Linked DNA regions of Homo sapiens: all the other regions are linked to region 3. The links are chromatin loops, found by intact Hi-C in ENCODE. Cell type or tissue: Caco-2. All regions are shown on one strand. Region 1 has its middle 25 kb from the start of LINC01205. Region 2 has its middle 11 kb from the start of LINC01205. Region 3 has its middle 40 kb from the start of DPPA2.

Region 1 (4,000 bases), 110 kb before region 3:
CTTCCCCCTCCCTGCTACTCTATTTATAGTTCCAAATGTTGCCAGGTGTCAGCAACAAAATTAAAGAGGGACCATTCGAGTCTCTCCAAGCTGTTGTTGTTATTTAGGGTTCATCTAATATGTTACATTAGCAAGCTGCAGTGCAGTTGCATTTATTCAAATATTCTGAACATTTTAAAGATGCCTAATGATTTACTGTTTTCCAAGCCCCAAACAAAGTCCTTCTCTATACTGTGTACATTTAAGCTGCTAAAACCTAAAGAGTTAAGCCTGAGGGAATTATGATCTAAGCTGAAACAGTTCACTAAAAGTGGCTGTGCAAGCTGGAGTGTACTCAACTTCATTTTGTGATAATGCATATAAGTAGCTATGTTTTTGTTTTTTTGAGACAGAGTTTCGCTCTTGTTGCCTAGACTAGAGTGCAACGGTGCAGTCTCAGCACACTGCAACCTCCGCCTCCCGGGTTCAAGCGATTCTCCTGCCTCAGCCTCCTGAGTAGCTGAGATTACACCCGCCACCACGCCCAGCCAATTTTTGTGTTTTTAGTAGAGACGGGGTTTCACCATGTCGGTCAGGCTGGTCTTGAACTCCTGACCTCAGGCAATCCGCCCACGTCGGCCTCCCAAAGTGCTGGGATTACAGGCATGAGCGCTATGTTTTAACACCAAAAAAATGGAGCACATGCTTAAGGTTTAAAGGCATTCCCATGGCTTTAAAAGTAGCTGTACATGTTTGTCAACAGGTTCAATTTATTCATCTAGAAAATGGGAATAGTTTTAATTAAGTGATAACTTATGGGGATGGGGGAGAGAATGCTTTCTCTATTACTCTTTCTATTGCTCTCGCTTAATTAGCTTTACACAAAAGGACGTGGTGGCTCACCTGTAATCCCAGCACTGTGGGAAGCCGAGGCGGGCGGATCACTTGAGCCCAGGAGTTCAAGAACAGCCTGGGCAACATGGCAAAAACCCTCTCTTTACCAAAAATATGAAAAAATTAACCGAGTGTGGTGGTGCACTTCTGTAGTCCAGCTACTCAGGGGGCTAGGATGGGAGAATCACCTGAGCCCGGGAAGCCAAGCCTGCAGTGAGCCGTGATCGCACCACTGCACTCCAGCCTGGGTGACAGAATAAGACCCTGTCTCAATAAAAAAGAAAGAAAGAAACCTAGAAACTCATAGCCTACCAAGTTTCATAGCCATGACTAGAAGTATGCAGGTGGGTGTATGAAGGGACAGGAGTCACAGAACACAGAGTCTGTTTGCTGTATTTCTCAGTAGAATCCATTATGAACAAGCCTATACTTTGACCAGTGGATGTGAGGCATGTAGCCAGGTACTGCCATCTCCTCCCAGTCCTGCCAGGCAGCAGAAATGAAAAGAAAGCCACAGTGAAAAAATAAATAAATAACCAAACCTCAAAAAAGTGACCACGAGTTTCCCAAATAATAAATGGTTATGAGGGCCTAATTATAATGAGGCAATTGACGTCTGAGACTTGAACTCACCAGGAAAGGTTTGAAAGTTAGCAGGGCATCTTTTGTAAGACCAAAAGATGGGGTTAGAGAGCGACATGAGAAAACTAAACTTCTCTTCTACTATTTGCTTTGAGCAATTCTATGTGTTTTAGAGTTAATTTTTATCAAAATCTTTGGAAGATAAATATTTTTATAGCGACTTAAAAGATGATAAAAATGCCTGGTGTGGTGGCTCTGGTCTATAATCCCAGCACTTTGGGAGGCCAAGGTTGGTGGATAGCTTGAGCTCAGGAGTTCAAGATTAGCCTGGACAACATAGTGAGACCTTATCTCTACAAAAACAAAGAATCAGCTGGGTGCAGTGGCATGAACCTGTAATCCCAGCTACTCAGGAGGCTGAGGTCAAGGGCTGAGGTCGGAAGGATCACTTGAGGCCTGGAGGTTGAGGCTGCAGTGAGCCGAGATCACACCACTGCACTCTAGCCTGGGCGACAAAGCAAAACACTGTCTCTCTCTCTCTCTCTCTCTCTCTCTCTCTCTCACACACACACACACACACACACACACACAGATGAAAATAAGGTGCACAGAAGCTCTGAACTTGGTGACATGCCAACATAAAGCTGACCCACCCCAGAACCGTAAATAATCATGATATGCAGGTGGAGTGGAGAATCAAACTCGAGTCTGTCTGGCTACCAAGCCCATGCTCTTTTCACTTTAATTTTTCAGTTTTTTTTTTAAATCACTATTCTAGGAGAAAAAAAATAGCCTGCATGGGCCGGGCGCAGTGGCTCACACTGGTAATCCCAGCACTTTGGGAGGCCGAGGCGGGTAGATCACGAGGTCAGAAGATCGAGACCATCCTGGCTAACACGGTGAAACTCCGTATCTACTAAAAATACAAAAAAATTAGCCGGGCATGGTGGCGGGCGCCTGTAGTCCCAGCTACTCGGGAGGCTGAGGCAGGAGAACGGCGTGAACCCGGGAGGCGGAGCTTGCAGTGAGCCGAGATCGCGCCACTGCACTCCAGCCTGGGCAACAGAGCGAGACTCCACCTCAAAAAAAAAATAGACAGCATGAATAATATTTTACATATGTTTAGTTATACTTAAATGTATTTCAGTTCTAAAAAAAAAAAACAATAGAAGAGCCGGGCGCAGTGGCTCACACCTGTAATCCCAGCACTTTGGGAGGCTGAGGCAGGCGGATCACCTAAGATTGGGAGTTTGAGACCAGCCTGACCAACATGGAGAAACCCCGTCTCTACTAAAAATACAAAATTAGCCAGGCATGGTGGCACATGCCTGTAATCCCAGCTATTAGGGAGACTGAGGCAGGAGAATCACTTGAACCTGGGAGGTGGAGGTTGCAGTGAGCCGAGATCACACCATTGCATTCCAGCCTGGGCAACAAGAGCAAGACTCCATCTCAAAAAAAAAAAAAAAAAATAGAAGTACTACTACAAAGGAGATATGACTAGACGTCTAGGAATGAAAGCAAATCAGAAGCCTTTGGAAATCAGAAGAGATTCACAAGGTCATTTTATGGCTTTCTACAAAAATTATCTATTAACCAAATTATCAGTTTCTTTTACAGCACACACACCCCATCACCACCACCACTGAAAGGGAATAGAAAGTAAATGCCCCAGGTTAGCTCAGGCTGGAGCATTCCCAGAGAGAACTATCACCAGTTACTCTAAATCATGCCTCAGGCTCTCACCACTTAACTAGCAACTTAATTATAAAATAAAATATAATATCTGTGATGTATTCCAGCACTCATCATGGCCCCTGGCCCCAACTTCTGCTCCAGGGCCCAAGTCCATTTGCACTAGCCCACTTCAGAATAGTTGAGGGCAAGGCTTGATTCCCAAATCTCGTTGTGTTGATCATTAGCATGAACATTAGTCTGTCTAAGGCCAGGCGTGGTGGCTCATGCTTGTAATCCCAGCACTTTGGGAGGCTGAGGAGGGCGGATCACGAGGTCAGGAGATCGAGACCATCCTGGCTAACACGGTGAAACCCCGTCTCCACTAAAAATGCAAAAAATTAGCCGGGTGCGGTGACGGGCACCTGTAGTCCCAGCTACTCAGGAGGCTGAGGCAGGAGAATGGCGTGAACCCGAGAGGCGGAGCTTGCAGTGAGTCAAGATCTTGCCCCTGCACTCCAGCCTGGGCGATACAGTGAGACCCCGTCTCAAAAAAAAAAACAAAAAACAAACCAAAAAAAACCCCATTAATCTGTCTAGCATCTAATGACATTTTAATTGCTCTAGCGTTAGCTAAGCTGGGACATTTACTCTCTATTCAATTTTTAGTGGCAGTGGTGGTAGGGTGTGTGCATATGTGTTTGCGGGTAGGATAGGGGAGCTATTGACAAAGGATGCTTCAAACTTAAAACTTTACGAAATTTCTGAAAGCCTTTCCCCGCCCCCTACCCAGAGACGGAGTCTTACTCTGTCGCCCAGGCTGGAGTGCAGTGACACCATCTTGGCTCACTGCAACCTCTACCTCCTGGAT
Region 2 (4,000 bases), 120 kb before region 3:
CAGCCTAGGCAACAAGAGCGAAATTTGGTCTCAAGAATAAGTTACATCGACCATCCCATATTTGGCCGGGGCAGCAGCTCACGCCTGTAATCCCAGCACTTTGACAGGCTAAGGTAGGCAGATCATCTGAGGTCAGGAGTTTGAGACCAGCCTGGCCAATATGGTGAAACCCCATCTCTACTAAAAATACAAAAATAACCAGGTGTGTTGGCAAGCACCTGTAATCTCAGCTACTCAGGAGGCTGAAGCAGGAGAATCGCTTGAACCCAGGAGGTAGAGGTTGCAGTGAGCCAAGATCACGCCACTGCACTCCAGCCTTCCAGCTGGGCAACAGAGCAAGACTCTGTCTCAAAAAAAAAAAAATTTCATATGTACTATAAATTGCAAAGTAAATCTTTGCCAGTGCTTTTACTTCTTTCCAGACTCTTCTGGGCCACTGAAATTCTCTTTGCTATGTGCTTTTTAAGCTTCCTGATAAGAGGGTTTTATTTTTTAACAGTGCCTATCCTGACACACACTTAGCTTTCACAGTGAAAAACTAAATCTAATATCTCTGTTTTGATCAATCCAGCTTCAGTTATTAATACCTTATAACTAAATGATCTGACAAAGACAGCAGGAGAGAAAAAGGTTTCAACCCATTTTCTAGGGACACTCAATTGATCCCTGAGTTCTTTTGTGTTTAAAATGGCATCAGTGAAGTTATCTTTGACCAAGATTTTCCTCCTCATTTCTCCAGAGAAGTCAAACATAAAATCTGGTCTAGATAATCAATATGGAGGAAAAAGCAGAACCATTAAAATTCACTTAACAAAGTTAAGAGTACACAGGAGTCGTTCATCTAAAATATGTGTGACTCTAGTTTCTGCTCTCCAGGAGTTAATCGGGGCCTGTGCCTCAAATCTACTTTTTACAGCGAAATTCCCTGGGGTCCTTTTAAAAAATATGGATTTCTAAGTTTTACTCTTAAAGGTTTTTGTTCAGGAGGTTTTTCTGTACATGCCAAGAATCTGAATTTTGTTTTCAGTGTATGCCATGACATGATATTCATGACACATGGAAAAATTTAAAAAGCAAGTAGGGGGAAAATATGTATACTGTGGGCCAGGCCCAGTGGCTCACGCCTGTAATCCCAGCACTTTGGGAGGCCAAGGTGGACGGATCACGAGGTCAGGAGATCGAGACCATCCTGGCCAACATGGTGAAACCCCCGTCTCTACTAAAAATACAAAAAAACTACCTGGGTGTGGTGGCGCATGCCTGTAATCCCAACTATTTGGGAGGCTGAGGCAGGAGAATCACTTGAACCTGGGAGGCAGAGATTGCCGTGAGCCAAGATCGGGCCACTGCACTCCAGCCTGGGCGACAGGGCAAGACTCCGTCTCAAAAAAAAAAAAAAAAAATATATATATACACACACACACACACACACACACACACAAATATTTAAGGTAACTTTATTTATAATAGTCCACACCAGAAGTTAATCCAATGTCCATCTACATTTGGGTGGAAAAATAAATATTAGTTACTTTGGATGACAGTATTTACTGAAAACACACCTCATATTACCTTCTGGGCTGCTGCATATATTCAGATAATTTTAACCGAATTGTGGTTAAAAGGTGTTTTCATATGTAAAAGTTCATGGAGCACTTAAGATTGGTACACTTTATTGTGTATATTATATGACAATAAAAAATTTTTAAATGAACCAAAAAATATGATCGTGTGTGTGTGTGTGTGTGTGTGTGTGTGTGTGTGTGTGTGCGCGCCCTATTCTGGACTCTTTTGTGTTCCTTAGTAAAACTGGAGCCTGCCAGCTTGTAGCAAGAGAGAAGTAGCAAGAGGATTCTCCCTGACCACATCCAGTTCTTACCTCTAGGTGGAATTAGAGGACCAGCTACAACCCAAATCCTCCCTGGGCACATCCAGACATCAAGCTTTCCTTCCTACCTAGCCTCACCCTCCTGCCACTGGTGATCAAGAGAAGAAAAGCAGAAAGAGTGGGAAGCAGTCACTAATTCCAGCACTGGCCCAGGTACAAATGTTTACCCAGAAAATAAAAGCTTTAAAGGATCCCATAGAGTCACTGCTTATATTAATTATGTTATACAATAACAATAGAGTAATTTCAACCACCTCTCATCTGTCTCTACTCTAGGCCTGATAATACCCCTTTCGGGGAACGTCTGACCTAAAAGTGTAGAGTGGAGGCAAAAAGTAAGGAAGATCCACCCCTTTAATGCTTCCATTATATGTTCCCTATACTCAATCTATCAAAGGTCACATTCCTTTATTAGTGGAACAGGAGTGTTCTACACATAGCACAGTCTTCCCAATACTTGTTTCTGCTTTCTCCCAGTCTTTTGTAATTTTTTTTGGGATGAGGTCTCACTGTGTTGCCCAGGCTGGAGTGCAGTGGCATGATCTCAGCTCACTATAACCTCCACCTTCCCGGCTCAAGCCATCTTCCAGCCTCAGCCTCCCAAGTAGCTGCAACCACAGGCAACGCACCAACATGCCCAGCTAATTTTTGTATTTTTGGGAGAGATGGGGTTTCACCATGTTGCTCAGGCTTGTCTTAAACTCCTGAACTCAAACGATTCACCGCACCCAGCCATCTTTTGTAGTTTTTAACAGACGTATTCTTTTTTCTGTTTTGCAGATTGTCTTCTCTTTTTTTTTTTTAATAATAAAACTAATTCTGGCCAGGTGAGGTGGCTCGCCCCTGTAATCCCATCACTTTGGGAGGCCAAAGCAGGAGGATCACTTGAGTCCAGGAGTTCAAGACCAGACTAGGCAACACACTGAGACCCTGTCTCTACAAAAAAATTTAAAAATTAAAAACATTAGCCAGGCATGGTGGCATGATCCTATAGTCCCAGCTACTCAAGAGGCTGAGGTGAGAGGATCATTTAAGCCTGGGAAGTCGAGGTTGCAGTGAGCTGTGATTACACCACTACACTCCAGCGTGGGTGACCCTGTCTCCAAAAAATAAATAAATAAAACTAATTTTAATTGCACTTGCATTTTATATGTCAAGTATTACATCTTTAAGCCTACTAAATTTCTGATTAAAAAAATTGTTAAACAGTATCAAAAGCATAGTCATATTTGTTAAGTTTCATATTGGTAATTACTGGTTCTGAATTCATGTAAACATCTGCAATTGGCCAGTGTAAACAAAGAGGATAGACGATGGTAATGGACCTTAATTAAACAGCCATCACTGCAATCCCATACTATTCCTTTCACTTTACCTACTCTGCAGCTTTCAAACCAGGACAACAGATCATTGTGCTTCAACATAGGCAGGTTTCTTTTTTTGAGTCGGTGTCTCGCTCTGTCACCCAGGCTGTGGTGCAGTGGTGCGACTCTGCTCTCTGCAGCCTCTGCCTCCTGGGCTCAAGCGATTCTCCTGGCTCAGCCTCCTGAGTAGCTGGGATTACAGGCGCCTGCCACCACGCTCAGCTAATTTTTGTATTTTTAGTAGAGAAGGGGTTTCACCACATTGGCCGGGCTGGTCTCGAACTCCTGACCTCAGGTGATCCGCCGACCTCAGCCTCCCAAAGTGCTGGGATTACTGGCATGAGCCACCACGCTCGGCCCAATATAGGCAGGTTTCTTATTTGAAATGGTCCGTGTAGTATAACATATTGTGGATGCTTCTTCCTTCCTAACCCATATGGGTTTCCATTGATATTTGTTCCTATAAGCTGCAATGTTTGTTCCAAGAAATCTGATAATGGCACGGCACTAATTTCCAAAAGCCTAGGATCCTCAGGATGATGCTTTAGTACCAGATCAATTGCAAATTCATAATTAACCACAGAGGAATGCCAGTAATGCTATTTGTTATTTTTCTCTACTGGTGCCCCACCAGGAATGTGTCCATGTTTCGTCATGGACCAGATTCCTATTTAATTTTTCTGTTTCCTTTGCTGCTAGCCAACACTCTGGAGTAGCTTTGAAGTACTCCTCAACATTCCAAGAAAAT
Region 3 (4,000 bases):
AAAACTTTCTTGTTGATGGAATGACTTTGGGTTTTAGGTTCAGTCTTGTGGCTTCATAAATCACTAGAGACTTAATATCTGGATAAGGTTTCCTTTCAAGTGAAATTATTTAAATCACAACTGAACATTAAAATGTTCCATGACAAGAACTGGATTAAGTTTGAAAATGAGATACATATAATAAAAAAGATACACCGTTGTTAATAGCAACAAACACTCATAGTCCTTCATATACATTAACTCATTTGATAGTCACAACCACTCTATGAGACAGGTATTATTATAACTTCTATTTTACTGAAAAGGAAGAGGAAGCTCAGAAAAGTTAAGTAATTTACCCCAGGTCACCCAGCTATAAATGGCAGACCCACAATTCAAACACCCAGGCAACGTGGACCCGGAGTTATTTCTCTTAAACGCTATGCTACTATAAAGTGAGAATATCTGTGTGTGAGAGAAGTTGCTGAAATTAAGATACCTCTGCAACTTACGTGTGTACTATACAAAGGTAACATTGAGGCTATGGGCACGGCCCCATCTTTTGAGGAGAGACTTTCAGTAGTTACCCGTGAAACTGATTTAATTAGAAATCTGTTTTGTTAATGGCCCTGTCTGTGAAATCTCTGCCAATAAACACATTTGCATATGCCAGTTGAAATGCCATCTTACACTGTGTTAGGTGTAAGTTTCCAGTACTTACATTTAACTAGATGAAGCTGAATAATTATATGACTCCTACCGCTCCTCCACACTCGACATCAAATTAGCCCAAGTCTTCCCACTTCTCCCTTTAGTGCTCTAATTCAGGGCATGCAGACTTTTCTTGATAATTTGTTTTTGACACATCTAATTTATGTATTTGTCTTTTATATTAGTTTAGAAGACTATGGTAACTATAGTAGCTTTTTGTAATTCATTTGTCCCTTCTGTAGGGGAGTGTTTTAAGAATTATATTACACTGTTATAATACCATGCAGCCATTTAAAAAGATTAAAGTAGATATAGACAACTAACTACGAGTGCTATTGCTACAACTGTTACCATTACCTTGCTGCTGCTAACACCTCCGCCTCCAATACTATTATTGTTACTAACAGCAGACACTTGTATGGCCTTTGCCTTGAGTTAGGGGATGTTCTAAACACTTCATGCTTATTAATTAATAGCTATCTCTGCAAGGATATGCAAGAAATGATCATTGTGGTTCCTTTGGAAAGGAAATCTTGGGCAACTGAAGTCTGGCCTAGGAACTTGGTTTTCATCGTATCCCTTTATATTTGAAATGAGCACACACGTTGTATTGAATTTAATACTAAAATAATTTTAATGTAATAATTATTTTATTAATTTTAAAATAATATGACCATAAATGTTGAAGTAGGTAAATGGAAAATAAACAGCAAACAGTACATGAATACATGTGCACTGTGGCTGTAAATTTAACAGAAAAAAAATATCTTGGCTAATACTAAGAGACACACTTCAAGTCTCCCTTCAAGAAAAGATTCACTAGTTTTTATTTCCACCAACAGTGTACCAGCATCCCCTTCCTCCACATCCTCCCCAGCATATGTTATTTTTTTGTCTGTTTGATGATAGCCATTTCAACTGGGGTGAGATGATATCTAATTGTGGTTTTGATTTGCATTTTCCTGATTAGTGATGTTGAGTATTTTTAATCTACCTGTTGGCCATTTGTATGTCTTCTTTTGAGAAATGTCAGGTGTGGGGGATGAGGAGAGGTAGGTCAATGCGTATAAAAATACAGTTAGAAGGAATAAGTTATAGGTTTGATAGCATGGAAGGGTGACAATAGTTAACAATAATTTATTGTATATTGTGAAATAGCTGGAAGATTTGGAATGTTTCCGACACAAAGGAGTGATACACGTTTAAGGTGGTGGATATCTTAATTACCACCTTAATTTGATCATTCCGTAGTTCATACATACATCAAAATATCACATGTACCACATAAATATGTACAATTATTATATATCAATTTTTTAAAAGGAAGGAAGAAAGGACTGGCTGCCCAGCTCCCAGAAGTGGTGAGTTGATAGCCTCCAGCGAGATATTCAAACAAAGGTCCTTCTCTTTTCCAAAAGTCTGAGCTAGGTGGTGGAACAATGGCCTGCCCAGTCCCTTCCAGTGTGAAATTCCTTTAATCTTTGCTCCAGAACTCCGCACCGTGCTGGGGAGTTTGTCAGTTCCGCGTGGCAGTCTGACAGCTCCCCCTGCTGTTGTTATGTGCTTGCGTTTTCTTTTCTTTTCTCTTCTTTTCTTTTTTCTTTTCTCCTCTCTTCTTTTCTTTTTTGTTTCCTTTCCTTTTCTTTTTTTTTTCTTTTTCTTTTTTTTTTTCTTTTGAGACAGAGTCTCACTCTGTTGCTCAGGCTGGAGTGCAGCGGTGAAATCTCAACTCATAGCGGTGAAATCTCAACTCACTGCAACCTCCGCCTCCCGGGTTCAAGGGATTCTCCTGCCTCAGTCCCCCGAGTAGCTGGGACTACAGGCGTGCACCACCATGCTCGGCTAATTTTTGTATTTTTAGTAGAGACAGGGTTTCACCATGTTGGCCAGGCTGGTCTCGGACTCCTGTCCCCAAGTGATCAGCCCACCTTGGCCTCGCAAAGTGCTGGAATTACAGGCATGAGCCACCACACCCAGCCTCAATATTTTAAACATCACTGCATATTAGGTTATTATTTAATGTTTATGTTACTATGACTATGAAAATGCCATTTACAACACCACCATGTAGACAATTGTAGCTATTTTTCCTTTCTTACACAATTTTCTGCTTTTCCTGAAGTTAAATTTTTCTTCTTTTTCTTAATTGGCAACATTTCTATGCCCGTGGGGAGTCAGTATAAAATGATGGTTTCAGGAAAGTCTCTGTTGATACCTGTGGAAATGGAGAGAAAAATATGAAAATAAAAATAAAAAGTTTCTGCAGTCAGATTGCCTGGCTTTGAGCCCTGTGATGCTTCTTACTAGCTGTGTGATCTTGGGCTATCTAGTTAATCTGCTGTGCTTTTCTTTCCTTTTCTGTAAAATAGGTACAATAAATACATCTATTGCATAAGTTTCCTATGCAAAGTGTCTTAGAAGAGTATCTGCCTACATAATAGCACACCATAAATGTCAACCTCAAGCCTTCTGTCAGTTTGCCTGAGCCTCTAAATATGCTCACTCAACTGAGGGAGTCTGTCAATATGATCTTTGCAGAAGTATCTCCCAGAGTCTTCCAACGTGCCCCACACAGGAGTGTTTGTCCTCTCCTTTCTTTTTCTTTTCCTATCTTTTCTTTCTTTCTTTTTTTTTTTTTTTTTTGAGATAGGGTCTTGCTCTGTTGCCCAGCTGGGAGTAGAGTGGTAAGATCATGGTTCCCTGCAGCCTCGATCACCCGGGCTCAAGTAGTACCCCTGCCTCAGGCTCCCAAGTCGCTGGGACTACAGGCAAGCGCCACCATGCCCAGCTAACATTTTTTGTTTTTGTTTTTTTGTGCAGATGGGGTTTTGCCACATTGCCTAGGCTGGTCTTGAACTCCTGGCCTCAAGTGATCCTCCTGCCTTGGCCTCCCAAAGAGCTGGGATTACAGGCGTGAACCACTGTGCCCGGCCTTGCCCTCTCCTCTTATCCAGGATTTCTCTTTATCTTTATCTTCCCTTGCTCCTGGTTTTGATCCCCTGACTTTTGGTACTACATGTCTTCCTCTTTCTTGGTTCATAACTGTATTTTAATCAAGCATATCTATAGCTTTTTGGAAAAGAGCTTTCTGAGAAGTAATTTTTTTTTGAGAAATTGCATGTCTAAAATATCTGTATTCTATCCTCACACTGATTAATAATTTGGTTGGATATTGAATTCTGAAATAAAAATAATTTGTCTTCAGAATAATGAAGGCATTCTTTCATTGTGTTCTTGCTTCTATATTGCTGTGGAGAGGTCTAAAGGTGTTCTAATTACTGATCCTTAACTATGACTTCCTCTCTTTGAC

What was found. Hi-C counts contacts between places; a loop is a spot of excess contacts. Peaks named below come from ENCODE experiments on the same cell type or tissue, not always from the same donor. Only the 100,000 strongest peaks of a DNase experiment are listed, where the experiment ranks them.
Region 1: a loop joins it to region 3, with 9 times the contacts of the local background. A loop is called at or near these places in 10 of 110 quality-filtered maps.
Region 2: it touches region 3 in a loop (12-fold over the local background); 11 of 110 quality-filtered maps call a loop at or near these places.

The regions. Positions count from the first base shown.
Region 1 is chr3:109,383,431-109,387,430 of GRCh38, reverse strand. No RefSeq gene overlaps it. Among named protein-coding and RNA genes, the nearest start is that of LINC01205, 25 kb to the left of the region's middle. In Caco-2, no CTCF peak of the experiment used is centred here; a DNase peak (open chromatin) is centred at 1,810.
Region 2 is chr3:109,396,905-109,400,904 of GRCh38, reverse strand. It overlaps the pseudogene RLIG1P2. Among named protein-coding and RNA genes, the nearest start is that of LINC01205, 11 kb to the left of the region's middle. In Caco-2, no CTCF peak of the experiment used is centred here; a DNase peak (open chromatin) is centred at 1,894.
Region 3 is chr3:109,274,107-109,278,106 of GRCh38, reverse strand. No RefSeq gene overlaps it. Among named protein-coding and RNA genes, the nearest start is that of DPPA2, 40 kb to the left of the region's middle. In Caco-2, a CTCF peak has its summit at 2,214 (motif pointing left); a DNase peak (open chromatin) is centred at 2,206.